2 separate regions of the Homo sapiens genome follow, and region 2 is linked to region 1. Evidence: read pairs that join two places in POLR2A ChIA-PET (ENCODE). Cell type or tissue: PC-9. All regions are shown on one strand. Links, peaks and the distances in the headings refer to the core of each region. The heading gives the core; the rest is flanking DNA. Region 1 overlaps PBRM1 (polybromo 1). Region 2 overlaps PBRM1 (polybromo 1).

Region 1 (16,161 bases), core at 4,707-8,706:
TTGCTCTGTAGACCACAATGGAAGGGATCGTAGGCACAGTAAGGCTCCTGTCAGGCACCACTGGCTCACAATCCGCGGAAGGCAGCAACATTAGACATAATAGTTTACCCTTCAGAACTTTAGTGTGCTGGGCTTCAACAACTTCCCTATTCCTTACTCTCCCCTGTGTGCCACACAATTGCCATTATAAATTAGAAAGGGGAGGGGAGATATTACTGACTTAAAGCAAAGTTTATATTAGAAAATTTCAACTTGGAAGAAGGCTGTGTTGGCAGGGGACTGAGCTGGCTAAGAATTTGTCTTCTTTTGAACTAAGCTACTGTAATAGACTATTTAAATAATTTAAAAATAATAATGAAGGAGAAAGGAAACCAAGAACAAAAATTGTTCAAAATTTTGGACAGGGAACTTCTTAACATCTGCAAGACTATCACTATCTTTTCCCAACGCAAAGAATATAAAAGACATATTTCTAGGCTATTTCTGTAATGAATCTCAGCCTTAATTTCCATGTTATTTTAATAAGACCAAAAAAACTAATCTTCTGTATCCTACTTGTATACAGGACCTCCAAAGTCTGGATTAAATAAAAGCACCATAAATCCTACTGATCAACGTCAGGCGTGGTGACTCACGCCTGTAATCCCAGCACTTTGGGAGGTCAAGGCGGGCAGATTGCTTGAGCTCAGGAGTTTGAGGCCAGCCTGGGCAATATGGCAAAACCCTTTCTCTATTAAAAAAAAAAAAAAATTATTACTGATCAAATGGTGAAAACAAAAGTTACAAATGCAAAAGCATGAAACATACTTTGTTAGCCAGCCTTATTTCCTAGAATCCAGCAAGCACATTAAATATCTGCCATGAAGCCAACTTACTGTTACTTAGCTAAGGTAGTTTTACCTGCTTCTTGACTCTATCTGGGTATTCTACTATAAAGCATCATATTTTATAATATTACTTCTTTCTTTTTGTTGAGACAGGGTCTTACTCTGTTACCCAGGCTGGAGTGCAGCAGCATGATCTTGGCTCACTGCAACCTCCATCTCCCATGTTCAAGTGATACTCCCACGTCAGCCTCCCAAAGTGCTGGGATTACAGATGTGAGCCACCTCGCCTGGCCAACTTTTGATATTTTTAAGTTTATTTTTAATTTAAATAAACAAGAAGGCACAGCGGGACCAATTAAACTATTTTTCTGTTCTTTATACCAAAAAGTCTAAGAATTTTTATTGATTTCCTGAAAGCAATAAATATCTTTGAAAATTTGTAATGTAAGAAAGGAGCTTGGAATGTACAGGTAATATCAAAATTCACAGAGACTGATTCAAAGATGGAAGGCAAACCAAGTGATTTTGAACACATTCATTTGATTCCAACTTAAGATTTTTGGTTAACTTTCCTTAAAGATATTTATTCTTTTGAATGTTTTGAATTTTTATGATTCTTTGGGAATGGTCACCTATTCTGCTTTTTATAGAAACAGAAATTTTAGCTATTGTGAATGCTGCTGCTGTGAACACAGGTTTACAAATACCTCTTTGAGACCCTGCTGTTTTTACAGAAACAGAAACTAGGTCAGGATCTATTTAAAAATAAATTAAAAGCTCATGAATTTTGTGTCTGTCTGGAAATCAGGATTTTTGACTTTCAGAGATATCATACAGAGTCCAAAAATATACTCCATGACATTATGGATTTTTTTTAGCTTTCACAGAAGAGATTTTAAAAGGCCGGGTATGGTGGCTCACACCTGGAATCCCAATATTTTGGGAGGCTGAGGTGAGAGGATTATTTAAGGCCAGAAATTCAAGACCTGGGCAACAAGCAAGACTTGGTCTCTACAAAAACATTTAAAAAAATTAGCTGGGCATGTTGGCATGTGTCTGTGGTCCCAGCTACTTGGGAGGCTGAGGCAGAAGGATCCCTTGAGCCCAGAGGTTCGAGTTGATCATGCCAGCTTACGCAACAGAGCAGAGACCCTGTCTCTTTAACAAAAAGAAAAAAGCAAATTTGATATTGGGAGGTATGGATAGAAAATGGGCACTGAAGAAAAGGTTACTATCCCCCCCAATTTGAAAAATTTTGGTATAACACAAAACTTACCACCTTGACCTTTTTTTTTTTTTTTTTTAAGAGATGGAGTCTCACTCTGTCACCCAGGCTGGAGTGCAGTGGTGCGACCTAGACTCACTGCAATGCAACCTCCACCTTCCCGGTTCAAGCAATTCTCCTACCTCAGCCGCCCGAGTAGCTAGGATTACTGGCTCCTGCCACTACGCCTGGCTAATTTTTGTACTTTTAATGGAGACGGGGTTTCACAATGTTGGCCGGGCTAATCTCAAACTCCTGACCTCAAGTGATTTGCCCACCAAATCACTGGCTAACCAAAGTGCTGGGATTATAGGTGTGAGCCTCTGCACCCAGCCTACCTTGACCATTTTTAAGTGTACAGTTTAGTAGTATAAAATACTTCCATAATGCTATGCAATTAATATGACCATCCATCTCTAGAACTCTTTCCATTTTGTAAGACTGACACTCTATACCCATTAAACAGTAACTTCCTGTTTCCCTCTTCCCCTAGTCCCTGGCAACTACTATTCTATTTTGTCTCTGATTTTTTTTTTTAATGTTCTGGATCAGCGTCTATGTCTCTATGACTTCTGATTGCACAAATACTCATATCAATAGAATCATTCAGTATTTGTATTTTGTGACTGGGTTATTTCACTTAGCATAATGTCCTCAAGCTTCATCCATGTTAGAGCGTTTCAAAATTTCTTTTAAAGATTGAATAATATTCCATTGTATGTACACACCATTTTGCGTATCCCCTCATCTCTTGATGCATACTTGAGCTTCCATGTTTTAGCTATTGTGAATGCTGCTGCTGTGAACACAGGTTTACAAATACCTCTTTGAGACCCTGCTTTCATTTCTTTGGGGTACATATGCAAAATGGAATTTCTTAATCACATGGTAATTCTGTGTTTAATTTTTTGAGGAACTGCCACACTGTTTTCCACAGCGTCTATACCATTTTACATTCCCACTATCTGCACAGAGGTTCCAATTTCTCCACATACACACCAATAATTATTATTATTACTTTTTTAAAGTAACCATCCTAATGAGTGCAAAGTGGTATCACACAAAAGTTCTGAACTGCATTTTCCTAATAATTAGTGATGCTGAGCACCTTTTCATGTGCTTATTAGCCAGCTGTATATTTTCCTTGGAGAAAGGTCCATTCAAGACCTTTGCCCATTTCTGAATTGGGTTTTTTTTTGTGGTTGAGACGTCCTACTATTTTTAATGACACTATTGTGATTTAAGTATTCTGTCTGGTAGCCCAATGATCACTTTAACATTTTCTAAATAGAAAAAAGAGAACAAGATGAATCATCTTTCTGGTATGGTTGCGGTTAATGAATTCTCCAGGAACTGACTATGCTTATCCTGGGGTTTCAACTATAGATACATAACTTAAATACAGATTAACTGTCATAATTAAAATATTAATAAAAGAGGTAGGCTGAAAGATTTTCGTACTTTGCTCAGTTATAAGATAATGAACAGTTAAGGCTGGGTACAGAGGCTCACACCTGTAATCCCAGCACTTTGGGAGGCCGAGGTGGGCAGATCATGAGGTCAGGAGATCGAGACCATCCTGGCCAAAGTGGTGAAACCCAGTCTCTAATAGAAATACAAAAATTAACTGGGTGTGGTGGTGCGCACCTGTAGTCCCAGCTACTCAGGAGGCTGAGGCAAGAGAATCACCTGAACCCAGGAGGCGGAGGTTGCAGTGAGCCGAGATCACGCCACTGCACTCCAGTCTGGCAACAGACTGAGACTCCGTCTCAAAAAAAAAAAAAAAAAAAAAGGTAATGAACAGTTAAAATTTGAGGTTAAAAAAAAACACCATTTTTACCTTTAATATCCTTATCCATTTTAGGAAGAAATACATTATGTGCAGGCTCAGCCACAACAAAATAAAATTATACTGAATAATGTAGAAGACATCTTACCGGATCTGTTGTAGTGATATGGGCATTTTAATTTGCTGGTAATAATCAGGGTATTTTTTCTTTGAAGGCAAATGGTAAAAAGGTTCAGCTATTAGCTGCCCTTGGTTATTCCGACAACTCCTAACTGTGTCATAAAGCTGATAAAAAGGATTTGAAACATCCATAAAGGAAGTGATGCTTTCTGCTTCTGACTCTCCCTCTTCATAGCGTGCAGCTGGAAAGACAAAAAAAGTATTTATAAAGGGACGAATGAGATGAAGAAAGAACCATACTTTAAAGTTCATTTAACAACCTTCCAGATTGAACTAAATATATTTGAAAACTATTATTACTATTATTTTTGAGACAGGGTCTGGCTTTGTCACCCAGGCTGGAGTGCAAGGGTGCGATCTTGGCTCCCTGCAGTCTCTGCCTCTGGGACTCAAGCAGTTCTCCCAGATCAGTCTCCCGAGTAGCTAAGAAGACAGGTGCACACCATCACACCCAGCTAATTTTTGGATTTTTCAGTAGAGATGGGGTTTCGTCATGTTGCCCAGACTGGTCTCAAGGTCCTGAGCTTAGGCAATCTGCCAGCCTCAGCCTCCTAAAGTGCTGGGATTACAGGTGTGAGCCACCACGCCTGGCCCTTTTTTAAAAAAATTCTAAGATAAAGGGAATAATTACTTTAAAAAAATAGTCTCTAAGGCTGGGTGTGATGGCTCACGCCTGTAATCCCAGCACTTTTGAGAGGCCAAGGTGGGTGAATCACAAGGTCAGGAGTTCGAGACCAGCGTGGCCAACATGGTGAAACCCCGTCTCTACTAAAAATACAAAAATTAGCTGGGCATGGTGGCATGCACCTGTAATCCCAGCTACTCAGGAGGCTGAGGCAGAAGAATTGCTTGAACCCAGAAGGCGGAGGTTGCAGTGAGCCGAGATTACACCACTGTACTCCAGCCTGGGTGACGGATGAAGACTCCATCTCAAAAACAAATACAAAAACAAAAAAACCTCTCAAATGTTTATTAAAGATAATGCTAAAAAGGCTTAACATAATTGCATGTTTAGAGAAATATTACATAGAAATAGAATATTAAATAGTAAAAGTACAATAGTTTTAAAGGTTGCAAAACAGTTTCTTTCTGAAATGTGCTTTCTTCAGAGACTGTTTGCTATGCTTGGCCAAAAGGAGCAAGTAACCATTCAGAGATCCCAGAACTAAAACAGTAACATGAAGTTTAAGATAGTATAAATTTAGATTGGGCTGATTCTTTTTTATTTATTTCTTATTTATTTATTTTTGAGACGGGGTCTCACTCTGTCGCCAGGCTGGAGTGCAGTGGCGTGATCCTGGCTCACTGCAACCTCCGCCTCCTGAGTTCAAATGATTCTCCTGCCTCAGCCTCCTGAGTAGCTGGGACTACAGGCATGTGCCACCACGCCTGGCCAATTTGGTTTTTTTTTGTATTTTTAGTAGAGATGGGGTTTCACCATATTAGCCAGGATGGTCTCGATCTCCTGACCTCGTGATCTGCCCGCCTCGGCCTCCCAAAGTGCTGGGATTACAGGCGTGAGCCACCACGCCCAGCCTAGATTGGGCTGATTCTATCAGACATGATTTAGCCTTAAATCTCTGTGACTTTGCCCACTGATTTAAAACATCCCCCAGGACTATTCCCTTGCTGAGGGAATTTTTAGGTAGAAGCAAATCATAAAAACACCAAAGCAAACAAAACGTAATTATTTTTATAAAAATAAAAAATATGTTGCTCATTTCCCCAAACTCCTAAACAGTGTGTAAGGACCATAATTTAAATTTTTCTTGATGGATCAGAATAAACATATAGTTGCTATGTACTCTCAGGTAAGAACCATAATCATTTATTAAGAATTTAGGCTGGGCACGGTGGCTCATGCCTGTAATCCCAGCACTTTGGGAGGCCAAGGCGGGCAAATCATGAGGTCAGTAGTTCAAGACCAGCCTGGCCAACATGATGAAACCCCGTCTCTACTAAAAATAAAAAAAATTAGCCGGGTGTGGTGGCAGGTGACTGTAATCCCAGCTACTCGGGAGGCTGAGGCAGGAGAATCACTTGAAACCAGAAGGCGGAGATTGTAGTAAGCAGGGATTACACCACTGTACTCCAGCCTGGGCAAAAGAGTGAAACTCTGTCTCCAAAAAAAAAAAAAAAAAAAAAAAAAAAAAGAATTTAATTAGGCCAGGCGCAGTGACTCACACTTGTAATCCTGCCTGGGCGACAGAGTGAGACTCCGCCTTAAAAAAAAAAAAAAGAATTTAATTATGTGTTAAGAGCTTGATAAGTACCAGCCTCAGGTAATCCTAAAACCAACACACAAGATGGGTATTATTTCTTTTTCAAATGGGAAAACTGGGCATATGAGGTTAATTACTTGCACAAGTTCAGCCACCACATAAAGCAGTTGAAGGGGATTAGGAACCAGAGTCATGGAGCTAGAAGCAGATAAGAATTTGAAACTAGTCTTTTCTGACTCTAATACCTCTGATCTCTCCCCTAAAGAGCCTGCAGTTGGATTTACACCTAGGTATATATTTTGTTGCTACTGTAAGCGGCATCTTTTAAAAAAACTGTCAACTGTAATCCTTATACATCTTTTCTGATCCTTACACCTTATTGTTGTCACTGTAGGCTGGCTAGTACTGTGACCAACAAAGGTAACAGTATTACCTTGTTTCTGTTGGTAAGGGAAATGCTGTTACCTTTTCTCCATTAAAAATGGAGATACCCTTGGTGGGCACTGTGGCTCACACATGTAACCCCAACAATTCGAGAGGCAGAGGTGGGTAGCCTGCCTGAGCTCAGGCGTTTGAGACCAGTATGGGCAAAATGATGAAACTCCATCTCTATCACAAATATAAAAAATTTGCTGGGTGTGGTGGCATGTGCCTGTGGTCCCAGCTACGCCAGAGGCTGATGTGGAAAGATTGCTTGAGCCTCGGAGGTGGAGGTTGCAGTGAGCTGAGATCACGCCACTGCACTCCAGCCTGGGTGACACAGTAAAACCCAGTCTCAAGAAAAAAAGAAGGCTGGGCGCAGTAGCTCATGCTTGTAATCCTAGCACTTTGGGAGGCTGAGGCGGGCGGATCATTTGAGGCCAGGAGTTCGAGATCAGCCTGGCCAACATGGCAAAACCATGTCTCTACTAAAAATACAAAAAAAAAAAAAAAAAAAAAAAATTAGCCGGGCATGGTGACGGGCTCCTATAATCCTAGCTACCCGGAGGCTGAGGCAGGAGAATCACTTGAACCTGGGAGGCAGAGGTTGCCATGAGCGGGGATTGCGCCATTGCACTCCAGCCTGGGCAACAACAGCGAAACTCCGTCTCAAGAGAAAAGAAAAAAGAAAAAAAGGAGATACTTTATATCAATATCCCCCTCTCTTACTAGTTAGCAAATAATTTTTATCTTGAATGGGAACTGAAACAATTATCAAATGCATCTGCTGAGCAAATCATATGATTTTACTCTTATAATTTGTTACTGTGGTAAAGATTACTTTTATCTTTTCTAATCCTAAATCCAACTGTGTCCTTATATACTATCTTTTATACACACTGCTAGACAGTGTGCTTATATTTTGTGCAGTTTTGATGTCTAGGTTATATTAGATTCACAGGTTATGTTAGATTCACAGAATGAACTGCGGAGCTCTTTTTCTATTCTCTGCATGAGTTTATTTAAAATTCTGTTCCTTAAATGTTTGGCCTGGTATTTTCTAAGTGGGAATATTTCATTTTATTCTTTTTTTTTTTTTTTGAGACGGAGTCTCGCTCTGTCACCAAGGCTGGGGTGCGATGGCGTGATCTCAGCTCACTGCAACCTCCGCCTCCTGGGTTCAAGCAATTCTCCTGCCTCAGCCTCCTGAGCAGCTGGGATTACAGGCGTGCACCACCATGCCTGGCTAATTTTTCTATTTTTAGTAGAGACGGGGATTCACCATGTTGGTCAGGCTGGTCTCAAATTCCTGACCTCGTATTCTCTCTTTTTTTAAGAGACAGAGTCTCGTTCTGTTGCCAAGGCTAGAGTGTAGTGGAATAATCATAGCTTACGGCAAACTTGAACTCCTGGGCTCAGGCAATCCTCCTGCCTTAGCCTACCAAGTAGGTAGGACTACAGACATGCACCACACCACGCCCGGCTAATTTTTCTTTTTCTTTTTGCAGAGATGAGGTCTCGCTATGTTGCCCAGGCTGGTCTTGAACTCCTGGACTCAAGTGATCCTCCTGCCTCTGCCTCCCAAAGTGTTGGGATTACAGGTGTGAGCCAGCCTTTTTATTCTTGAATCCATTTTAGGTGCTTATTTTCTAGAAATCTGGTCATCTAAATTTTTAAATATATTTGCATAACGTTATTCACATTTTTTTTTGGGGGGGGGGGGCGGGGGACAAAGTTTTGCTCTTGTTGTCCAGGCTGGAGTGCAATGGCACAATCTTGGCTCACAGCAACCTCCGCCTCCCGGGTTCAAGCAATTCTTCTGCCTCAGCCTCCCAAGTACCTGGGATTGCAGGCATGTGCCACTATATGTATTTATAGTAGAGACAGAGAAAGTTTCTCCATGTTGGCCAGGATGGTCTCGAACTCCCAACGTCAGGTGATCTGCCCACCTCAGGCTCCAAAAGTGCCGGGATTACAGGCGTGAGCCACCAAGCCTGGCCTTATTCACACATTCTTTTTTAAAACTCTGTATGCTCTCCTCCCCGCCAATATTGTTTATTTATGCCTTTTTGACAATCTCACCTCAGACTTATTTTTATTAAGGGTTTTAACAGAATAACTTTTGATTTTATTGATCTTTCCTGTTAAAGGTTTCCTTTCTTTTCTTTTTTTTTTTGGAGGCAGGGCTGGAGTGCAGTGGTGGGATCACGACTCATTGTAGCCTCAACCTCCCAGGCTCAAGTGATCCTCCCAACTCCGCCTCTGGAGTAGCTACATATGGCTTATTTTTTAAATTTTTCTTGTAGAATTAGCTGGGTGTGGTGGCAAGTACCTGTGGTCCCAGCTACTAGGGAGGCTGAGGTGGGAGGACTGCTTGAGCCCAGGAGTGGAGGTTGTAGGGAGCCAAGATCACGCCACTGCTCCAGCCTGGGTGACAGAGGGAGACCCTGCCTTAAAAATTTTTTTTTTTTTTTTTGTAGAGGCAGGGTGTTTCTATGTCGAGCAGGCTGGTCTCAAACTTCTGGACTCAAGTGATGCTCCTGCCTCAGCCTCTAAAAGTGCTGGGATAAGAGGCGTGAGCCAGTGTACCAGCCTGCATTGTTTTAAGCCACTAAGTATGTGGTACTGTGTCAGCAGCAATAGGAAACAAATACTTACATGAAGAAGTGTGTTCAAATCTCTATCTTCATTCGTTTTCTGTTTAGCTCTTGAGAGAAGAGGGCTTCCAGACTAAGGGTAGTGTTTTGAATTTCTCTGTAAAGTTTCATCTGCTTGTTTTACATATTTTGAGCTCTTCTACAATTTAACTTGCTGATGAAATTAACCTTCTACCATCATTAGGCAATCCTTTTTATCTGTGTAATGATCTCTGTTTGAAAGTCCATCTTATCAAAAGTCAGTGTAGCTACTCTGGTTATTATTCGCCTGGTTATTATTCGCCTGGTGTATCTTTTAGCCATCCTTTTCTTTTTTTCAAGACAAAAGCCCAATTTTATTATTTTTATTTTTTATTTATTTTTTGAGACAGGGTCTCACTCTGTTGCCCAGGCTGGAGTGGAGTGGTGTGATCACTTCAGGCTCAACCTCCCTGGGCTCAGGATCCTCCCATCTCAGCCTCCCAAGTAGCTGGGAATACAGGCATGCACCAACACGCCTGAATAAATTTTGTATTTTTTGTAGAGACAGCGTTTTGCCATGTTGCCCAGGCTGGTCTTGAACTTCTGGGCTCAAGCAATCCTCCCACCTAGGCCTCCCAAAGTGCTGGGATTATGGGTGTGAGTCACCACACCTGGTCTTATCCATCCTTTTAGATTCAACTTTCTTATGTTTTTATATTTGATGTGTCTCTTGTAACCAGCCATATAACCTCTTTTTCTTCCCCCCAAGACAGAGTCTTGCTCTGTTGCCCAGGCTGGAGTACAGTGGTGTGATCTCGGTTTACTGCAGTCTCCACTTCCTCGGTTCAAGTGATCTTCCTAAGCCTTCCGAGTAGCTGAGACTACAGGTGCGCTCCACCATACCTGGCCAATTTTTTGTATTTTTAGTAGAGACACGGTTTCACCATGTTGGCCAGGCTGGTCTTGAACTCCTGACCTCAAGTGATCCACCCCCCTCAGCCTCCCAAAGTGCTGAGATCACAGGTGTGAGCCACTATGCCCGGCCGTGTGTCACTTTTATAATCAGTAAAAAACAATGCTAACAAGAAGATAATATTTTTTCAATTTCTGATAAGACCAGGCCCAATTTAAATAAAAAAATACTTAATTCTGTAGATCAATGTTTCAAAAAAGTAAATTTATACATAATAGCCTATAGTGATTATGAAATTTCTATAGGAGATTTAGTTAAAAACAAGATACAACTGGAGAAGTCTGTTGTGTAACATTCAATAATAAAATTGAGGCCAGGCGTGGTGTAATCCCAGCACATTCGGAGGCCGAGGCAGGTGGATCATGAGGACAGAAGTTCAAGACCAGCCTGGCCAATGTGGTAAAACCCCGTCTCTAGTAAAAACACAAAAATTAGCCAGGTGTGGTGGCGCGTGTCTGTAGTCCCAGTTACTCAGGAGGCTGAGGCAGGAGAATCACTTGAACCCGGCAGGCGGACGTTGCAGTGAGCTAAGGTCACACCACTGCACTCCAGCCTGGGCAACAGAGCGAGACTCCATCTCAAAAAAAAAAAAAAAAAGAAAAAAAAAAGAAAGAAAGAAAAGAATATACCAGAATAATTTAATGAAACAAATTTTATCTTTACACATAAAAAAATCTATAGTAAAGGGGAAAATATTATATCAAACTTAAGAGAAAGACAAGCCAAGAAGAAATTAGAGCATACTGAAAATATAAGCTAAAGCCTGAAAATCTAAGATGAATGTGGATTTCTGAGATTTTCTGATGCTTTTACTAGTACTCACTATTTATCATTATAGGTTTTAAACCAGGATCTGCTAAGTTATCAATTATTTTTGCAGAAGTATTATTTACCCAAATATGAGTTTTAAGACAAGATAAAGCATTAACCTTTTGATAGGTCTGACTACCAGAGTACAATCAAATGCAATAAAATAGCATGTACTTCCCAAACCAGCAAACCCTAGGCCAGAAAAAATCACTGCAATTTCATTTAGCTAGAAGGATCCACTAAGAAGGCATTTCGCTAGTCAAAACCTAATGCCTACCAGCTAAAGCAGCATCTTCTTCACTTTCTGAGCCATATTGAAGTGCCATTGTAATTGCTGATAAACGACCTCCTTGTACTGCTCTTTTATTACTACAAAAAAAAAAAAAGCAATTAGACAGGGAAGGATGTTATAATAATTAGGTTACTTTACAGGGAACAGGAACTATTAACAAAGTGTTAAGATGAAAGAAAAATAATTTCTATTCAATTGCCTCCTTAGTTTATCTCTGTACTTAATGGTTCTCATAATCAATCTTAGCCGAGGAAACTATTTTTTTCCTCTTAGAAAAGAGGGAGTGGAAAATAAGGACTCAGTCACAGTTGCTGATAATTATCTTCTAAGATGTTCATATTTTACAATACAAATTCTATTATGAGGCTGGGCGTGGTGGCTCATGCCTGTAATCCCAGCACTTTGGGAGGCCGAGGCAGGTGGAACACCTGAGGTCAGGAGTTTGAGACCAGCCTGGCCAACATGGTGAAACCCCATCTCTACTAAAAATACAAAAAATTAGCCGGGTGTGGTAGTAGGCACCTGTAATCCCAGCTATTCGGGAGGCTGAGGCAGGCGAATCACTTGAATCCAGGAGGCAGAGGTTGCAGAGATTGTGCCACTGCACTCCAGCCTGGGCAACGAGAGCAAACTTCGTCTCAAAAAAAAAAAAAAAAAAAACCAAAAACCAAACAAACAAAAAATTCTATTATGAATTTAAAAAACCTATTAGTATTTAACCTCACATTTTATTGGTAGCTAATATTAAACACTGCCTGCCTGAGAAACAATGCTTAAGCATCGTCTGAGAGGTGATATAAGGCCTACGTTAGTAATTCAATTTTTTTTTTTTTTTTGAGATGGAGTTTCCCTCTGTTGCCCTGGCTGGAGTGCTGTGCCACGATGTCGGCTCACTGCAAACTCCGCCTCCCGAGTTCAAGCGATTCTCCTGCCTCAGCCTCCCAAGTAGCTGGGATTACAGGCACCCGCCACCACACCCAGCTAATTTTTGTAGTTTTTAGTATAGATGGAGTTTCACCATGTTGGCCAGGCTGGTCTGGAACACCTGATCTCAAGTGATTCACCCGTATCAGCCTCCCAAAGTGCTGGGATTACAGGCGTGAGCCACTGTGCCCACCCTAGTAACTCAACCTTTTAAATAAACCATTTGACAACAGATTCTCATTAACAACCAAACTATACCCAAAAATATTCCTTCAAGATAGCCATTGGGCAAATACTAGTATGCCTATCTTTATAAGCACAGGTCAACTCTCAGACTAAACACTCTTTTTCTCACCGGTAATACTTGCTAGTGGGATTTCTCTCTTCACCAAGGCTGCCTTTACTGTGTGAAGGACCTGTCAGTCTGGCTGCAGCCAAGTTGGATGGAGTCCTATCCAGAGATAAGATAAAAAGCTTAGAAACTTGGTAGCTGAAATTAGAGTGCTGGGTAAACAAACACACACACAACCATTTTCTTCTCTTCTAAATAGAAATGCTAAAATACTTCTGAACTTCTACTATGCAGCAGACTCTGCTTCAGGCCCTGGGGACTCTGCGGGGAAGAACAGACCAGGGCTGGTCCTAGAGAGCTTTTGGTCACTGCAGTGACCAGAGGACCTGGTACTGAAACAATGTCAAGGCCAGAGGAAAGCTTTGAAAGTAGTCACCCAACCTTCCCATTTCAGGTAGGGAGAAATGCAATCCTAGAACTAAGACTAGTTCAAGATCACAGTCCTGGCCGGGCGCAGTGGCTCACGCCTGTAATCCCAGCACTTTGGGAGGCCGAGGCGGGTGGATCACAAGGTCAGGAGTTCAAGACCAGCCTGGCCAACATAGTGAAACCCTGTCTCTACTAAAAATACAAAAAGATTAGCCGGGCATGGTGGTGTGTGCCTGAAGTCCCAGCTACTTGGGAGGCTAAGGCAAAAGAATTGCTTGAACCTGGGAGGTGGAGGTTGCAGTGGGCCGAGATTGTGCCACTGCAATCCAGTTTGGGCAACAGAGTGAGACTCTGTCTCAAAAAAAAAAAATCACAGTCCTAGTACAAGGAAAAGCCAGGATGAGACTGGATCTCCTGATACCTGCTAAATAGCCTTACCAAAAATATGAATACATACTACTAATATTATATATAAATACCATACTATTATCTATTCTGTGTAATATTAATATATACCATATATTATATATGTATATTCATATTTGTACAAAGCAATAATATTTGTACAAAGTATATAGTGATGTAAAGTTTTAAAAAATGTTTCTAGTTAAATGAAGCCCTTCAGCAGCAAAGGTGCTAAGAGTTACTACTATCTTCAGAATTATAATATCAACTGTAAGTATCACCTTGAAATGCAACATAAACCGTGTTAATGTTTATTGATTTCACTACCTAGAAAACTCAGCAAATATAAAGGCATTAAGGGTTTTAGACATTTTCTTTTTTTTTTGAGACCGAGTCTCGCTCTGTTACCAGGCTGGAGTGCAGTGGTGCGGTCTCAGCTCACTGTAACCTCTGCCTCCCGGGTTCAAGCAATTCTCCTGCCTCAGCCTCCCAAGTAGCTGTGACTACAGGCATATGCCACCACGCCCGGCTAATTTTTGTATTTTTAGTAGAGATGGGGTTTCACCATGTTGGCCAGGATGGTCTCGATCTCTTGACCTCGTGATCCGCCCACCTCAGCCTCCCAAAGTGCTGAGATTACAGGCATGAGCCACCACGCCCAGCCTAGACATTTTCTTAAACCTACCTCATTCGAAGACTTGACTTAGCCATTTCATGATGTTCAATTTCAGCCTTTTTCATATAAAATATTTTTTTAATTGAATTTGCATCCTGTCAAGATAAAATTACTTGGTTTAAAAAAGGAACAGATAAAAGGACAGCTTAATGCCCCCAACTCATGCAATGGGCACCTTCTATGGCACTCTTTCTACTTGGAGCAGACTTCCATTCAATACCCACAAAGCTGCATCCTCCAACATTTCTACAAGCTTCCAAAATATCTATCTTCATAAAGTTGTCACTAATTAAATATAAGTTAAAATGCCTCCTAGTTCTTTCATGATTAGTCAAGTAATATTTAGACAAAGATCTAATGGTATAATACAGTAATGCCCCACTGTCCGTGGAGGATACATTCCAAGACCCCCAGTGGATGCCTGAAACCTTGAACATTGCCAAACCTGGAACACATTTCTGTCTATGTCTTCCATCCACAAATGTAATTCCTTTTCCATATTAATGAAGCACTTTTCATGCACTGTGGCTGTAACTTTTTGCAGTCTGAGGTGCAACAATAAAACTAGCAGAAACTTCTTTTTTTTCCTTCTTTACAATTTCATGAATAGCAGATTCATCTTTTTTTCTTTCTTTCTTTTTTTTTTTTGGTGGAGACAGAGTCTTACCATGTAGACCGGGCTGGTCTCAAACCCCTATCTTCAAGTGATCCTCCTGCCTTGGCCTCTCAAAGTGCTGGGATTACAGGCCTAAACCAGAGTGCCCAGCTGGGAGATTTGTTCTTACTGTAGATCTTAGCAATCTCAGCATACCTTTTTTTTTTTTTTTTCCTTTCTTAAGTCAAGAACTTTCACCTTTTCACTTAAAGGGAGCACTTTAAAGCTTCTTGAATTGCCAGCATCACAACTCTTGTGTTTTGGGGCCATTATTAAGTAAAATAAGGTTACTTGAACATAAGCACTGTGATACCACAGCAGTCGAGCTGATAACCGAGATGGCTACACAGTGACTAACGGCAGGTGGTGTATATAGTGTGGATAGACTGAACAAAGGAATGATTCATGTCCCAGGTGAGACCAGATAGGACAGAAGTGGATGGCATGAATTTCATCACAATACTCAGAATGGTGTGCAATTTAAACTTATGAAGTGCTTATTTCTGGAATTTTCCATTTAATATTTTCTGACCTCAGAACCATACGAAAGCAAAACCGCAGATAAGGTGAGGGACTACGGACAACTAACTCTACTTGTGTACGCTGACCTAAAAATCAAAATACAGATGCACTTCTAAGATTAAAGATTATATACACAAGTTTAGAATGAATGTACTTGCTTAAGTTTCCCTTCTCTTTAAAACTTAGTTAGAAAAAATAATTAGACCCAAAAGTAAAATTCTTAACTGTAACAACAAACAATTAGTACTGTATATTATTAAAATGTCCTATTAGGGACTAGGAATACAAGGACTTCATAGTTCATTCCTGATTTTCTCTCAGAATTTCTTAAAAGATGAAAAATAAAAGTTATCATTAAATACCAACAGCAATTTTGAGTATTTGAGTCAGCATTCAGAAAATTTAAATGATTTTATTCCCAAAAGATTTTCTGAGTCTCCTTTGGCAAATTCCCAATGATACACGATTAATTCAATAAATTTCTACAAGCAATTATTCATTACAGAACCATAAAACTTCTAAGATGGAATTTGCAAAGCAATGAAACAGTCATTTTACATTGTGTACTGCACTACACAGATTGCTTTTTATATTTATGAAGTTTAAATGCAGGGAATAAGTCAATATTTAACTAAAAAATGGATTCAAAACTAACCAAGTCTGGCATAAGGACAGAAATTTAGGTGAGTGGAATAGAACCAAGAATCTAGAAATAAACCCATACATCTATGGTCAATTGATTTCTAACAAAGTTGCCAAGACAATTCAAGACAATTCAATGGGGAAAGAATAATCTTTTCTATATATAGTGCTGGGATAATATCTCATATCAAAGAATGAATTTGGACTCCTACCTTACATGT
Region 2 (16,161 bases), core at 7,795-11,794, 50 kb before region 1:
CCCTGGCTGGGCCCAGGGGCTCACGCCTGTAATCCCAGCACTTTGGGAGGCCAAGGTGGGCGAATCACGTGAGCTCAGGAGTTCAAGACCAGCCTGGACAACATGGTGAAACCCCATCTCCACTAAAAATACAAAAATTAGCCAGCCCTGGCAGTGTGCACCTATAGTCCCAGCTACTTGGGAGGCTGAGGTGGGAAGATGGCTTGAGCCCAGGAGGTGGAGGTTGCAGTGAGCCAAGATCATGCCACTGCATTCCAGCCTAGGTGACAGAACCAGACAATGTCTCAAAAAAAAAAAAAAAAAAAAAAAAAAATCTAGTGCCCCTTCACCCCTTCAGAATTTGATGAAAGCCATTATTCTTGACAACTAACCCATAAAGCTGACATTATTATTGCTCCATATTATCGTGATTCCTGACCTGAAGTATCATACTTATTTCAGTTAATGGTAACTGCAACCTTCCTGTTCCTCAGGCTTACACACAGGAGTCATCCTTGACTTTTTTATCTTTCTCAGACCCCACACTCCATTTATCAAGAATACTATTAATTTGACCTTCAAAATACTATCTTTTGCAATCACCCTGGTCTGAAGCATGATTGTTCTTGCCTGGATTATTGCAACAGCATCCTAGGCGGTGGATCTCCTTGCTTCTGCCTTGACTTTTTACAGTCTATTCTCAACAACCAATAGGCAGAGCAATCCTATTAAGATCTAAACCAAATGTCACTCTGTGCTTGAAACAATCGATGGCACTCCATTAACTCAGTAAAAACCCAAATCCCTATAATGGTCTCTGAGGCCCTATGTGATATGCACCCTACCCCTGGCACTTATCTCTTACTAACTCATTAATGGCTCACTCTCCTACTAACAAACAGGCCTGGCATGTTTCTCCTCAGGTGTTTATACTGGCTGTTCCCACTGCCTGGAATCCTTTCTCCCTGGATATTCACATTATTCACTTTCTCAGTTTCTTCAAGTGTTGGTTCAGCTGCCGACTTCTCAGTGAGGCCTATATAAACCATTCTCCCTGCTCTGACCATGGGACCCCCTTCTCCCCTTGTTCTCCTCTATTTTTTCTACGGCACGTATCATGACCTAACATACTATACACTTTACTTATTCAAGATGTTGTTTGTCTTCACACTAGAAAAAAGCTCCCCAGGAAAAAGAATATTTGTCTGTTTTATTCACTAATGTATCCACAGAGCCTGGTAAATAGTAGGTATAATAAATGCTTACTGAATGATGAACAGATATAAACTGAAGCCTAGAGGGCTAAATCATTCACCTAAGGACCTACAACTAACAGAGCTGGGACTCAGGGAATGAACTACTGTTCTTAGCCACTATCCTCTCCTACCCAACCCTATACCAGACTCTGCTGTGTTTGCCATTCAACCATACTGTCATCCTTTTGTCATTTACTTGTTCATCAAATATCTGAGGCCCTACTATGTTTCATGCACTATGATTTGAGCAGGGAATACAAGGGTGAAACCTGACAATAACACAATGAACACCGATATGTGATATATACGCTAAGGAGAAGGAAATATGTGGTGCTTTGAGAGTGTGCAACAGGGAGACTTAACCCATTCTGCAGTGGACAGGAAAGACTTCCTTTTAAGAAAGTGTCACTTCAAATTTATGCTAAAGGAGTTTACTGTATGAAGTAGGCAGGGAGATTTCTGAGCTGAAAGTTCTGTAAATAGTGGAAGAAAACAAAAGAGCCCAAAGGGATAATTTAAGGAAGAAAGTGTGGTTGGAGGGGAACATGGTGTGAGAAGAAGCTGGAGAAACTGCCAGGGGAAGGACTTTTGTCTTCATCCGAAGGGTGACTAATTTCTACTGGTTCCAAATTTCTCAGATTCAACCTCATCTTCCCTAATTCAATGACACTCACCTGCCCACACGAGGACGCACCAGGCCATGGGACTTGATGAAGACACAGTCGCCAACCTTCAGCCACATGTCATTGTAATGGAGCTGCTCAAAGTAGTGGCAACCTGGTTCACCATTGGACATTTCCACAGGGACATCTTCTTTTTCCTGTTGTAAAGAAAACTGGCTGAAGAAAGGTAGTTGATAATCAAGGAATAGAGAAGGTAAGAAACGAAAGCAGACTTTTCTTTCACATTAACTTAAAAGAAAAAACCACCATTGGTTACGTGGCTCACGTAATCCCAGCATTTTGGGAGGCCAAGGCAGGACGATCGCTTGAGCCCAAGAGTTTGAGACCAGCTTGGGCAACATAGTGAGACCTTGTCTCAACTGAAGAAAGAAATTAAAATAAAAAATTAGTTGGGCATGGTAGCGCATGCCTGTAGTCCCAGCTACTCAAAGAGACTGAGGTGGGTAGATCACTCGAGCTCAGGAGGTCGAGGCTACAGTGAGCTAGGATCACGCCATTGTACTCCAGCCTGGGCGACAGAGCAAGACCCTGTCTCAAGAAAAAAGTAAATTAAAACAAACAAACAAAAAAACATAAAGAGAAACTCTGAAGGAGGCTAGGAAACAAAACAATTAGATTATTGAAATAAACGAAGACTTATCAAGTATCTATTTGAAATTTCTAGTTAATTTTCATAAAACAATATTATCCCAAGATGCTTTTATCCTGTCTCCCTCCTGCTCTCAATTCCCACTGCCTTTAGAAACAAACAAAAAAACTGGAGAGGATTTATCGGTATTTAAAAGCAGACTCATTCATGCATTACTATAGTGTAAGGGGCAAATTCTATACAAGCTTCCTCTCTATCACATTTACTGGGCTCCCTTAATGTCTTAACATTAACAATTGATAAGATTTAGGCCAGGCACAGTGGCTTATGTCATAACCCCAGCACACTGGGAGGACAAGGTGGGAGGACTGCTTGAGCCAGGAGTTCAAGACCAGCCTGGGCAATACAGTGAGATCTCATTTCCAAAAAAATTTAAAAATTAGCTGTCTTTGGTGACATGCGCCTGTATTCACAGCTACTTGGGAGGCTGAGGTAGGAAGATTGCTTGGGCCTGGCAATTGGAGTTTGCAGTGAGCTGAGATCGTGCCACTGCACTCCAGCCTGGGAAACAGAATGAGACCCTATCTCAAACAAAAGAAAACAAACCACAAAAAACAACTGATAGATCTAAAATTTTTACTATTTTGATTTATTCCAACATGGAAAGGAATAGCATAGCCTCTGTGATATAAACATGCTTTTTTTGTTGTTGTTGTTGTTTTTTTGAGACATAGTCTCCCTCTGTCGCCCAGGCTGGAGTGCAGTGGCGCGATATTGGCTCACTGCAAGCTCCGCCTCCCGGGTTCACGCCATTCTCCTGCCTCAGCCTCTGGAGTAGCTGGGACTACAGGCACCCGCTACCATGCCCAGCTAATTTTTTTTTTGTATTTTTAGTAGAGACGGGGTTTCACTGTGTTAGCCAGGATGGTCTTGATCTCCTGACTTCGTGATCCACCCGCCTTGGCCTCCCAAAGTGCGGGGATTACAGGCGTGAGCCACTGCGCCCAGCCAAACATGCTCTGTTTTTTAATAAATTACAGCATCTGTCACCTAATGACTGCTATGGCTTTGGGCAAATTATTTGACCTCTTATGCCTTAGTTTCCTCATTTGTGAAATGAAGATAATGATAGTGTGGCCACCAGATAGGGTTGTTTACGAAGCTTAAGTGACATAATCCATGCTCAAGTACATAGAAAAATGCCTAACTCATAAAAACCACTTAACAGACATCATTATTACTGTTGTTTTATAGTCCTGACTAAAAAAGAAAAAGCAAAAAGAAGATACTTCTCACTAATGTAAAGATGGTAAAGAAGAACCATCATTTACTGAGAACCTAGCTGATAATCGGCACAAGGCTAGATGTTATAAATATATTAACTCCAAAACATATATAAGCTGAGGAAACTCCAAAGCCTCCAAGTTTTCTATAGCATCTTCCTGAGAATACTTCAAACTTCACACTTAAAAAAATTCCTCCTTCACAATGTCCAAATAATTTAACATTCTGATCTTTATGACTTCAAATGTGATACTGAAATGGTATTCTTGGAAAATGATTAAGAATGAGGGAAGGCCGGGAGTGGTGGCTTACGCCTGTAATCCCAGCACTTTGGAAGGCCAAGGCAGGCGGATCACTTGAGGCCAGGAGTTCGAGACCAGACTGGCCAACATGGTAAAACCCCATCTCTATTAAAGATACAAAAATTAGCCAGGCATGATGGTGCGCGCCTGTAGTCCCAGGAACTTGGGAAACTGAGACACAAGAATTGCTTGAACTCATGAGGCGGAGGTTGCAGTGAGCCGAGATTGTGCCGCTATACTCCAACCTGGGCAGACTCTGTCTCAAAAAAAAAAAAAAAAGAATCAGAGAGGTTCCATATACATGACAGGCAAGGGACATCTGAAAGAATGGAAGCTGTGAATAAAACAACCCATGAGATTAATAATACCTTTTCCTTTAAGGAATGGGTTCTATTCTAAAGTAATTCTTTTTTTTTTTTGATACGGAGTCTCCCTCTGTCTCCAGGCTGGAGTGCAGTGGCGCAATCCCGGCTCACTGCAACCTCTCCCTCCTGGGTTCAAGTGATTTTCCTGCCTCAACCTCCCGAGAAGCTGAGATTACAGGCACGTGCCACCACGCCTGGCTAATTTTTGTATTTTTAGTAGAGACAGGGTTTCACCATGTTGGCCTGGATGGTCGTGATCTCCTGACCTTGTGATCTGCCCGCCTCAGCCTCCCAAAGTGATGGGATTACAGGCATGAGCCACCGAGCACGGCCTAAAGTTATTCTTTAAAAAAGTTCCGGTCGGGAGTAGTGGCTCTCACCTGTAATCCCAGCACTTTGGGAAGGTGAGGTGGGTGGGTCACCTGAGGTCAGGAGTTCAAGACCAGCTTGACCAATATGGTAGAAATCCGTCTCTACTAAAAATACAAAAATAGCCGGGCATGGTGGCACACGCCTGTAGTCCCAGCTACTCAGGAGGCTAAGACAGGAGAATCACTTGAACCTGGGAAGTGGAGGCTGCAGTGAGCTGAGATTGCGCCACTGCACTCCAGCCTGGGCGACAGAGCGAGACTCCGTTTCAAAAAAAAAAAAAAAAGCTCCTGAATGACCTGTCTTGGTCATATAATATTGAAATAAAGATATGAGACCAAAAAAGACCAAGTAACTCATATACAGAGAGTTCCTAGAGACTTCTAAATACCAGGTAAGAAATCTAAGTTAATTATCATGCTGACTTCCATTGATAATTCTTTTTTTTTTTTTTTTCAGACGGAGTCTCGCTCTGTTGCCTAGGCTGGAATGCAGTGGCGTGATCTCAGCTCACTGCAGCCTCCACCTACTGGGTTCAAGTGATTCTCCTGCCTCAGCCTCCCAAGTAACTGGGATTATAGGCACCTGCCACCACGCCAACCTCCTCAGCCTCCCAAAGTGCTGGGATTACAGGTGTGAGCCACTGCACCCGACCGGATAATTCTGCTTTTAAAAGAAATTATTTTATGATTCCAACACATTCCCATACTGATAAAATATAAAAAATCACATTCTTTCCCAGCCCCATGATGTCGCCTCTTACGTAGAATCTTTCGGAGCACCTGTTTGAGTACTACCATTGGAGCATATTCTTTGCCATCAAACTGCTGGGTCAAAGACACCGGGCCGGGCACGGTGGCTCACGCCTGTAATCCCAGTACTTTGGGAGGCCGAGGCGGGCGGATCATGAGGTCAGGAGATCGAGACCATCCTGGCTAACACGATGAAACCCCGTCTCTACTAAAAATACAAAAAATTAGACGGGCGTGGTGGTGAGCGCCTGTAGTCCCAGCTACTCAGGAGGCTGAGGCAGGAGAATGGTGTGAACCCCGAAGATGGAGCTTGCAGTGAGCTGAGATCACGCCAATGCACTCCAGCCTTGGGGACAGAGTGAGACTCCATCTCAAAAAAAAAAAAAAAAAAAAAAAACTAATAGGGGCGGGGGCGGTGGCTCACACCTGTAATACTAGCACTTTGGGAGGCCGAGGCAGGCGGATCATCAGAGGTCAGGAGTTTGTGACCAGCCTGGCCAACATGGTGAAACCCTGTCTCTACTAAAAATACAAAAATTAGCTAGGTGCGGTGGTGCACACCTGCAATCCCAGCCACTCAGGAGGGTGAGGCAGCAGAATCACTTGAACCCAGGAAGGCGGACGTTACAGTGAGCTGAGATCACGCTACCGCACTTCAGCCTGGGCAACAGTGAGACTCCATCTAAAAAAAAACAAAAAAAAAAACACCAATAGGAGAAAAGTGTGTGTGGTCTCATCCTATACCAGGCTACACATATTATCAGTCTTTTCAACTCTTGCCATCCTGTTAGGTATTATACAAACTATTAGGTTAACTAATACATGTTTTTTGCTGCCTTCTTTCCGTAAATTATCTATTTGGGCCTCTGCTCATTTTTGTAGTCCTACTTTCCCCCCTAGACCCTAAAGAGCTCTTTGTATATTAGAAACAGTAACCCTAGACTGTTTTATTAACCTTGTATTTTCAATCATAAATCAATAAAATGATCAATGGTTTTATATAATGAACAGAAAATCCTCGTCTATTCCAAGTTTATTATTGAAAAAAAATTATAGGTAAATTACTGTTTTTCTAAATTAAATAAAATTCTAAAAATCTTCTGTAGAGACAAGGTCTTGCTATGTTGCCCAGGGTGGTCTGGAACTCCTGGCTTCAACTGATCCACTTGTCTTGGCATCCCAAAATGCTGGGATTACAGGCGTGTGACACTGTACTGGGTTTTAATTTTGTTTTTTAACTGTAGTTTTATAAAATGTAATACATCTGGCAGGGCAAAGTTCTAATTTTTAAATTTAAAAAAATCCCTCAGTTCACTATCAAAGGGCAAAGCTCTCTTTCATACCCCTTTTTCCCCCTTGTTTTCTGGTGACTGTCACATATTTATTCTTAATAAGAATGCTAGAATAATTTTGTCAAGTTTCAAAAACAATCTATGCAAGTCTTTTATGTCCTTCAGTAAATTTTTTTCCTAGAGGTTCTATATATTCCTTGTTAAGGTTATTTCTTAATTTGTTGTTAGTGTGAAATGGATATTTTCTCCCATAAGATTTTTCTAACAGTTGCTAAAGTGTATTCAACACTTTCACTTTACTTTCAAAAGTCTTACTAGTTTATATATGAAGACTATTCATTTACATATGGATTTTGAAATTTCTATTTGCTAAATTTTCTGTTTCCAACCTTTTCAGTTAATTTCCCCCAATTATCTGCAGAAAAGTATTCTTGCTTTTTTTTTTTTTTTTTTTTTTTTTGAGACGGTCTTGCTCTGTTGACCAGGCTAGAGTGCAGTGGTGCAATCACAATTTACTGCAGCCTCTACCTCCTGGGCTCATGGGATACCCCCATCTCAGCCATCCAAGTGGTTGGGTCTACAGGCATGTGCTACCATGCCTGGCTAATTTTTGTACTTTTTGTAGAGATGGGGTTTCACCATGATTCCCAGGCTAGTCTCAAAATCCTGGACTCAAGCGATCCACCTGCCCTGGCCTCCCAAAGTTCTAGGATTACAGGTATGAGCCAACACGCCTGCCATCTTGCTTCTTTATTGTCAATATTTTTACTGCTTTTGTTTATCTAACTACATTGGCTAATTTCAAAAAATATTAAGTAACACTAGAACAGTAAGCCCCTTTGTCCAGTGTGTAAATTTAAAAAGGAATTTGTTTTATAGGCTTCAGGCTTGAGACACAAATATGAATTTAAAAAAAAATTACACTAGAAGAAATACCTATTGAAAGTCTTAAAAAAAATCAAGATGGGTTCTCTACCAAATAATCTTTCCTTTGATCTAATGGAATAATGAATGAAATTTAAAGATCTCCCTAACTTTGAACAATTCTTGCTTTCTTAGAATGAATTCCCACTTCTTGGTCATGTTGTTCTCAAAGAAGTAATTTGATTTCACTTACTTTTTCCCCCAAGTAATTTTTGCATCAATATACATGAATAAGACTGAGTTGCAGTTTTTTGTTTTTATTTTTCAGGTTGTGAAATCAAGATTATCTTGGCTTTGCAAAACAAACTGGAAATTTCTTGTTCTCCCTGCTCTGAAACAGCTTCAACAGTATAATAATCATAGGTCCCTTAAAGAAAAAGTCACCTATGGAACTGTCTGACCTCAGTACTCTTTGGGGTCAGTTCTATGATACTTTAAAAAATTTCTTCATGTTGTTGTACATTCTGTATTATATCTCTTCTTGATTCCATTTTGGTAATTTGTAATATCCTAGACAATTAGCCATTTTATTTAGGTTTTCAAATTTATTAGCAGAAATATACAGTCTTTACATTTCTTCCACATTTATTTATTTATTTATTTTTTGAGACAGAGTTTCGCTCTTGTTGCCCAGGCTGGACTGCAATAGCACGATCTCGGCTCACTGCAACCTCTGCCTCCTGGGTTCAAGCGATTCTCCTGCCTCAGCCTCCCGTTGGGATTACAGGCACCCACCACCTCACCCAGCTAATTTTTTGTATTTTTAGTAGAGACAGGGTTTCACCACGTTGGCCAGGCTGGTCTCGAACTCCTGACCTCAGGTAATCCACCCATCTTGGCCTCCCAAAGTGCTGGGATTACAGGTGTGAGCCACCGCGCCTGGCCTTCTTCCACATTTTGTGTCGAAGTTTAACCCCTTTCTTTTCCCATTATTAGATAGTTGGCAGTTTATCTAATTGGACTTGTCAAATAATTAGCTCTTAGATTTACTTTAAAAAAATTTTTTGTTTTTTTGAGACAGAGACTCACTCTGTTGCCCAGGCTGGAGTAGAGTGGCGTGGTCTCAGCTCACTGCAGCCTCCGCCTCCCAGGTTCACGCCATTCTCCTGCCTCAGCCTCCTGGGTAGCTGGAATTACAGGCACGCGCCACCACACCCAGCTAATTTTTGTATTTTTAGTAGAGATGAGGTTTCACCATGTTGGTCAGGCTGGTCTCGAACTCCTGATCTCGTGATCTGCCCGCCTTGGCCTCCCAAAATGCTGGGATTACAGGCGTGAACCAATGCACTTGGCCTGATTTACTTTTAAATTATAATGTACAGTTTTGAAAGTGTAAATTTCTTTCTGTTATAGTTTCCTTCTTCCTGTTTGGCTAAGGTTTTGTGTTGTTGCTCTTTTTCTAAGTTTGAATACTTTATTCATTTATTTTCTGGAATAGGTGTTTTGAGATGTAAAATTTTTTCTGTGTGGCTATTATCTGCATACCTTTTCCAAGTTAAAATTGTCTTCAGCTCGACTGTCCTCTGAGTTGTCTGTATTCTTCTCATCATCACCTTTATCTGCATTTGCAAATACAGAGGCCACGCGAACCACAGGCAGAGGCACATCCCGAGGGACAAACCTGACTGAGCTGATGGGCATGGTCCACAGTTTAATTTTCTTAAAAGATTTGGTTTTGGCAGAATACCGTGATTCACAGACAAAAACATCCTCATCTCGGAAGTTTTCTGGGCATAACTTAAAGTATTCCTGGGGGGTGGGGAGGGCATAAGAATAAAACTAGTTAGGTGAATTTTCTGAAAATCAATCAAAAAAAAAAAAAAAAAAAGCAAATAACCAACCAACCAAACAAAAGCTGAACTGATTACAGACTTTCTGGCAGTTAACAAAAAATAATAAATGACCAGAGATTTAGAAGTATTTCTTTGGCTACGGAATGGACTTATTATATACACACCCTTTAAATTATAAAAACAAATAATTCCATTTAGCTTACAATTGCTCTTTGAAAACATATGAACATTTCATATAGCTATAATGTTCCTTAAAGCTTTGAAGAGGGCTTGTGTGTGTGTATCAGACAGACACACAAAAGCACACATTATTACCTAAAAAACAAACTGAAAATTTGTAATGATTATCCTTAAAAAAACATCATACTTAAAAATTAGCCTGGCAATATTAAAAACTTAACCTAACTGCATTATAGCCAAATAGTGTAAGCAGCAAGTGGTCTTTCACAACGAAGTTCAGGTTAATTTCTTCCCAAATCTTTTCATATAGCTATATAGACACGGCTTAAAAAATAGCTTAAAACAGAGTTCCTAATTTTGTAAACATCGATTATTTTCTGTGTTTTAAAATTTTATTCCTAGGGAATGAGTGAGACTTTGGGATTTAATGAGTTTCTTACCTTGACAAACATGACCACACACTTGCCTAGAATTTTACTAACTGGAACTTTGTTGTAATAGTCACTCTTAAAAACTTCTTTTTCTAGAAATTTTCGTGTAGCCAGGTGGAATGTTTCATTTGGTCGGTAAAACCAACAGCCATACAACCATTTTTCACCTCAAAAATGGGGGGTGGGGGAAGGGGAAGAGAAAGAGAATCATTGTTAACAGAAATCACTTTTTTTTTTTTTTTTTTTTAAAGAGACTGGGTCTCACTACGTTGCCCAGGCTGGACTTGAATTCCTGGGCCAAAGTGGTCCTCCAACCTCAGCCTCCTGAGTAGCTGGGACTACAAGTATAAGTCACTGTGTCCAGCTCAGAAATCACACATTCTTTGCAAAATTAGGAAATACACCATCAATCCACTCTGCCATGACATGAACCTAGCACTGTGCTTATTTTTACAGCTACAGTTTAATATAATTATCCACAGGAGAAATAATACTCAAAAATAATAAAGTGTAATGAGGCCTAAAAAATGCATGCTACTTTTCCCCCCTCATATATATATATATACACCCTCAACCTCTTGGGCTCAAGTGATCCTCCTGCCTCAGCCTCTCAAGTTGCTGGGACCACAGCAAGTGCAATCACACCCTGCTGATTTTCTTATTTTTTCTAGAGAAGGGGTCTTGCCATGTTGCCCAGGCTCTTCTTCATATTAAAAGCCATATAAAGTACATAATGAGGAGGACAGGTGATGAGACCTGCTCCACTCTGCTCTGGTTAGTACATACCTAGAGTTGTGCACTTTAGTAAGGGGACAGATATGCTACTGAAGGACATATTTAGCTCTCTGGTGAAGGAATACAAAAGTATTTCATGTGATAGGCAGCTCAAAGAACTGGATTGCCTGGATCACATTTCCACCAACTTCTGGCTTCATTAATTTCTATGCATACTCCATGTCTCAATTTAAAGGCAACTGTTCTAGAAAGCCTTTTTGAAAACAAATGCTAAGCCAAGGCATGTCATTCTATAATAATTTCTTTTTTGATCATAATCTTCCTTACTGGAGTAGTTTTGCAAGGGAAAATATGAGCTTTTTGTTCTTCTGAATCTATGTCACTCTACATAAAGTTTGGCTCAAAGTATGTTTTTAATAAGTATCAAATGAATGAATGAATCTCAACCAGACTTTAAGAAGCTGTATTTCTTTCTTTTTTTTTTTTTTTTTTTTTGAGACAGTCTCACTCTGTCACCCAGGCTGGAGTGCAGTGGCGTGATCTCGGCTCCCTTGCAAGCTCCGCCTCCTGGGTTCACGCCATTCTCCTGCCTCAGCCTCCCGAGTAGCTGGGACTACAGGCGCCCGCCACCAGGCCCAGCTCATTTTTTGTATCTTTTTAGTAGAGACAGGGTTTCACTGTGTTAGCCAGGATGGTCTCGATTTCCTGACCTTGTGATCTGCCCGCCTCAGCCTCCCAAAGTGCTGGGATTACAGGCGTGAGCCACCGCGCCCGACCTAGAAGCTGTATTTCTTTTGACTCAACTGTGACACTTGCCCAATAGGTCCTATGTTTTTCATATGATGGGTGCTTACTTACATTTATTGACATATTGAACAATTATTATGGAAAGGCTTAAGATGTCTGAGTTAAAATTTTCTTCCCTGAGGAGCAAGGAGAAGTCAAACAGTCATATCTCACTAAACTGTCCTTTGATTTAAAACAAACTTACCAGCTGAATCCTCCCACAGTCTTTCAATACAGACGATATGTGGTTGTAGGTTGGCCTCTGCAGGTTCCACATAGACGTAATCTCCAACATGGTACATGCTGTTTTTAAAGCTACAGTCCTGGCTGTATGTGCGATGTAAGCCTGAGAGGCCTGCAGCACCAGAGGAATCTTCACTCTTTTCAGCTTCTTAGGTAAAAAAATAAATAAATAAAGGAAAAAGGTACTCACCAAAGGGATGCTGAAGTCAGATGTAGGGTTCAAACAACACATACTAATAATACATTTAATACATTTAATTCCATTTGCAACATGCGAAGGCAGGAATCAGCAATAGTATGATCTTCACATTCCTAATAGCCTCTACTCAAAACTATCTTTGAATTACAACCATCATTAATTTAAATGAATATATAACTACACAAAGGATGTAGAGAATAAAAACATCACCTTACTAATATATGATCATATGGACATTTTGGATAATATCGAAAGGCACAAAGAAGTACGTATGTCGTTTCGAATCAAGTAATTCTAGAGATAATCTCTGATATACTTCATCCCCACCTTAATGCTTCTTAATGTGTTTCATTTCACTAAGTTATTACACGAATATGACACATTTAATGGAGTCTTAGAATTGAAGAAATATAGAATACATATATTCTACAATATACTATAAACTATATCTAGTATATATACTTAATATATCAAGAACACTAGCCCTGAGAGGAAATGCTTTTCAAAATGACTTTTATTTTTATTTATTTATTTTTTTCGAGACGGAGTTTCGCTCTTGTTGCCCAGGCTGGAGTGCAATGGCACAATCTCAGCTCACCACAACCTCTGCCTCCCAGGTTCAAGCAATTCTCCTGCCTCAGCCTCCCGAGTAGCTGGGATTACAGGCATGCACCACCACGCCTGGCTAATTTTGTATTTTTAGTAGAGATGGGGTTTCTCCATCTTGGTCAGGCTGGTCTCGATCTCTCGACCTGAGATCCGCCTGCCTCAGCCTCCCAAAATGCTGGGATTATAGGCGTGAGCCACCGCGCCCAGATGACTTTTATTTTTGTTAAGTAAAACTTATTAATAGTTCCAGTACAGGCCGGTAGCGGCAGCTCACGCCTGTAATCCCAGCACTTTGGGAGGCCGAGGCGGGCGGATCACTTGAGGTCAAGAAGAGTTCAAGGCCAGCCTGGCCAACATGGTGAAACCCCATCTCTACTAAAAATATTAAAAAATTAGCCAGCATGATGGCAGGTGCCTGTAGTCCCAGCTACTTGGGAGGTTGAGACAGAAGAATCGCTTAAACCTGGGAGGTGAATGTTGTAGTGAGCCAAGATCAGGCCACTGCACTCCAGCCTGGGTGACAGAGCAATACTCCATTTCAAAAGAAAAAAAAAAAAGTTCCAGTACAAGCTATCGTTTGCAAATATCACAGGGTTTTTATTGAGGATAAAGCTTTGCCCAAATCTTTGATTACTTCCTTAGGTTAATTTCCCATAAATGGAAGAGCTAATAATAAGCATTTTAAATGTTATTTATTTTATTCCTCCTGAAACATTAAATTTTCTTTTTCTTTTTTTAGACAGTCTCACTCTGTCACCCAGAGTCTTGAACTCCTGACCTCAAGTGATCTGCCCGCCTTAGCCTCCTAAAGTGCTGGGATTACAAGCGTGAGCCACCGTGCCTGGCTATCTAAATTTTAAAATAGTTTTTCTAGTTCTGTGAAGAATGTCATTGGTAATTTCATACGATTAGGACTGAATCTGTAAATTGCTTTGGGCAGTATGGCCATTTTAATAACATTGATTCTTCCTATCCATGAGCATGGAATGTTTTCCCATTTGCATCTGTCATCTCTGATTTCTTTGGGCAGTGAGTAATTCTCATTGTAGGGATCTTTCACCTCCCTGGTTAGCTGTATTTCCAGGTATTTTATTCTTTTTGTGGCAATTGTGAATGACAATGCGTTCCTGATCTAGCTCTTGGCTTGGCTGCTATTGGTGTATAAGAATGATAGTGATTTTTGTATACTGATTGTGTATCCTGACACTTTGCTGAAGTTTATCAGCTGAAGGAGCTTTTGGGCTGAGACTATGGGTTTATTAGATATAGAATTAAGTCATCTGCAAAGAGACGTAGTTTGACTTCCCTCTTCCTATTTGAATACCCTTTATTTCTCTCTCTTACCTGACTGCCCTGGCCAGGACTTCCAGTACTATGTTGAATAGGAGTGGTGGGAGACAGCATTCTTGTCTTGTGTCAGTTTTCAAAGGGAATGTTTCCAGCTTTTGGTTATTTCAGCATGACGTTGGGTGGCTTTGTAATAGATGGCTCTTATTATTTAGAAGTATGTTTCTTTAATACCTAGTTTATCTAGAGTTTTTAATATGTCAAAAAGCCTTTTCTACATCTATTGAGATAATGTAGTTTTTGTCTTTGTTTTTTTTTTTTTTTTTTTTTTTTTGAGACGGAGTCTTGCTCTTGTCTCCCAGGCTGGAGTGCAGTGGCATGATCTCGGCTCACTGCAACCCCCGCCTCCCAAGTTCAAGCAATTCTCCAGCTTCAGCCTCCTGAGTAGCTGAGATTACAGATGCCCACCACCATGCCCGGCTAATTTTTGTATTTTCAGTAGAGATGGGGTTTCACCATCTTGGCCAGGCTGGTCTTGAACTTCTCACCTCGTGATCCACCCGCCCCGGCCTCCCAAGCTGTTGGGATTACAGGCGTCAGCCACTGCGCCCGGCCTTTTTTTTTTTTTTTTTTTTTGACATAGTCTTGCTCTGATGCTCTGATGCCCAGGCTGGAATGCAGTGGCGCCATCTCGGCTCACTGCAACCTCTGCCTCCCAGGTTCAAGCAATTCTCCTGCCTCAGCCTCCCAAGTAGCTGGGATTACAGGTGCCCACGACCATGCCCGGCTAATTTTTGTATTTTTAGTAGAGATGGGGTTTCACCATCTTGGCCAGGCTGGTCTTGAACTCCTGACCTTGTGATCCACCCGCCTCAGCCTCCCAAGGTACTGGGATTACAGGTGTGAGCCACTGCACCAGGTTTTTTTTTTTTTTTTTTTTTTAAGACTTGAGATGGATTCTCGCTCTGTCGCCCAGGCTGGAGTGCAGTGGTGCGATCTTGGCTCACTGCAGTCTGCCTCCTGGGTTCAAGTGATTCTCCTGCCTCGGCCTCTCGAATAGCTAGGACTACAGGTGCGTGCCACCACACCTGGCTAATTTTTGTATTGTTTCTAGAGACAGGGTTTCACCATGTTGGTCAGGCTGGTCTCGAACTCCTGACCTCAGGTGATCCACCCACCTTGGCCTACCAAAGTGCTGGGATTACAGGCATGAGCCACCACACCTGGCTGTCTTTAGTTCTTTTTTATGTGATGAATCACATTTATTGATTTGCGTATGCTGAACCAACCTTGCATCCCAGGGATAAAGCCTACTTGACCATGGTGGATTAGCTATTTGATATACTGCTGGATTTGGTTTGCTAGTTATTTTCTTAAGGATTTCTGCATTAATAAACATCAAGGATACTGGCCTAGTTTTTTCTGTTATCTCTGCCAGGTTTTGGTATCAGGATGATGCTGGCCTCAAAGAATGAGTTGGGGAGGAGTCCTTTCTCCTCAGTTATTTGGAACAGTTTCAGTAGAAATGGTACCAGCTCTTCTTTGTACATCTGGTAGAATTTGGCTGTGAATTCACCTGGTCCTGGGCCTTTCTTGGTTGCTAGGCTATACATTACTAATTCAATCTCAGAGCTTGTTATTGGTCTGTTCAGGGATTCAAGTTCCTCCTGGTTTCAGTCTTGCGAGGGTGTATGTGTTCAGGAATTTATCCATTTCTTCTAGATTTTCTAGTTTGTGTGCATAGAGGTGTTCATAGTAGTATCTGCTAGTTATTTGTATTTCTGAGGGGTCAGTGGCAACACCCGCTTTGTTGTTTCTAATTGTGTTTACTTGGATTTTTTCTCTTCTTCATTATTCTAGCTAGCGGTCCATCTTACCAACTTTTTCAAAAAACCAACTCCTAGATTTGTTAATCTTTTGAATGGTTTTTCCTGTCTCAGTCTCCTTCAGTTTTCAGCTCTGATTATTTCTTTTTTTCTGCTAGCTTTGGGAATGGTTTGCTCTTGCTTTTCTAGTTCTTTCTCCTATGAAGTTAGGTTGTTAATTTGAGATCTTTCTTTTTTTTTTTAAACAAGAGTCTTGCTCTGTCACCCAGGCTGCAGT

Evidence for each region. ChIA-PET counts read pairs that join two places held together with the same protein. Peaks named below come from ENCODE experiments on the same cell type or tissue, not always from the same donor. Only the 100,000 strongest peaks of a DNase experiment are listed, where the experiment ranks them.
Region 2: POLR2A ChIA-PET joins it to region 1 with 8 read pairs; 7 of 35 experiments call an interaction of 5 or more read pairs at or near these places.

The regions. Positions count from the first base shown.
Region 1 is chr3:52,630,574-52,646,734 of GRCh38, forward strand. It overlaps PBRM1 (polybromo 1), which reads right to left. Exons shown (of 32, transcript NM_001405607.1): 9 at 14,131-14,216; 10 at 12,675-12,770; 11 at 11,381-11,472; 12 at 4,029-4,242. Among named protein-coding and RNA genes, the nearest start is that of PBRM1, 47 kb to the right of the region's middle. In PC-9, for the core only: no CTCF peak of the experiment used is centred there; a DNase peak (open chromatin) is centred at 6,258; H3K27ac peaks cover 829 bases.
Region 2 is chr3:52,577,145-52,593,305 of GRCh38, forward strand. It overlaps PBRM1 (polybromo 1), which reads right to left. Exons shown (of 32, transcript NM_001405607.1): 20 at 11,926-12,111; 21 at 10,209-10,366; 22 at 9,281-9,544; 23 at 1,910-2,055. Among named protein-coding and RNA genes, the nearest start is that of UQCC5, 49 kb to the left of the region's middle. In PC-9, for the core only: no CTCF peak of the experiment used is centred there; no DNase peak of the experiment used is centred there.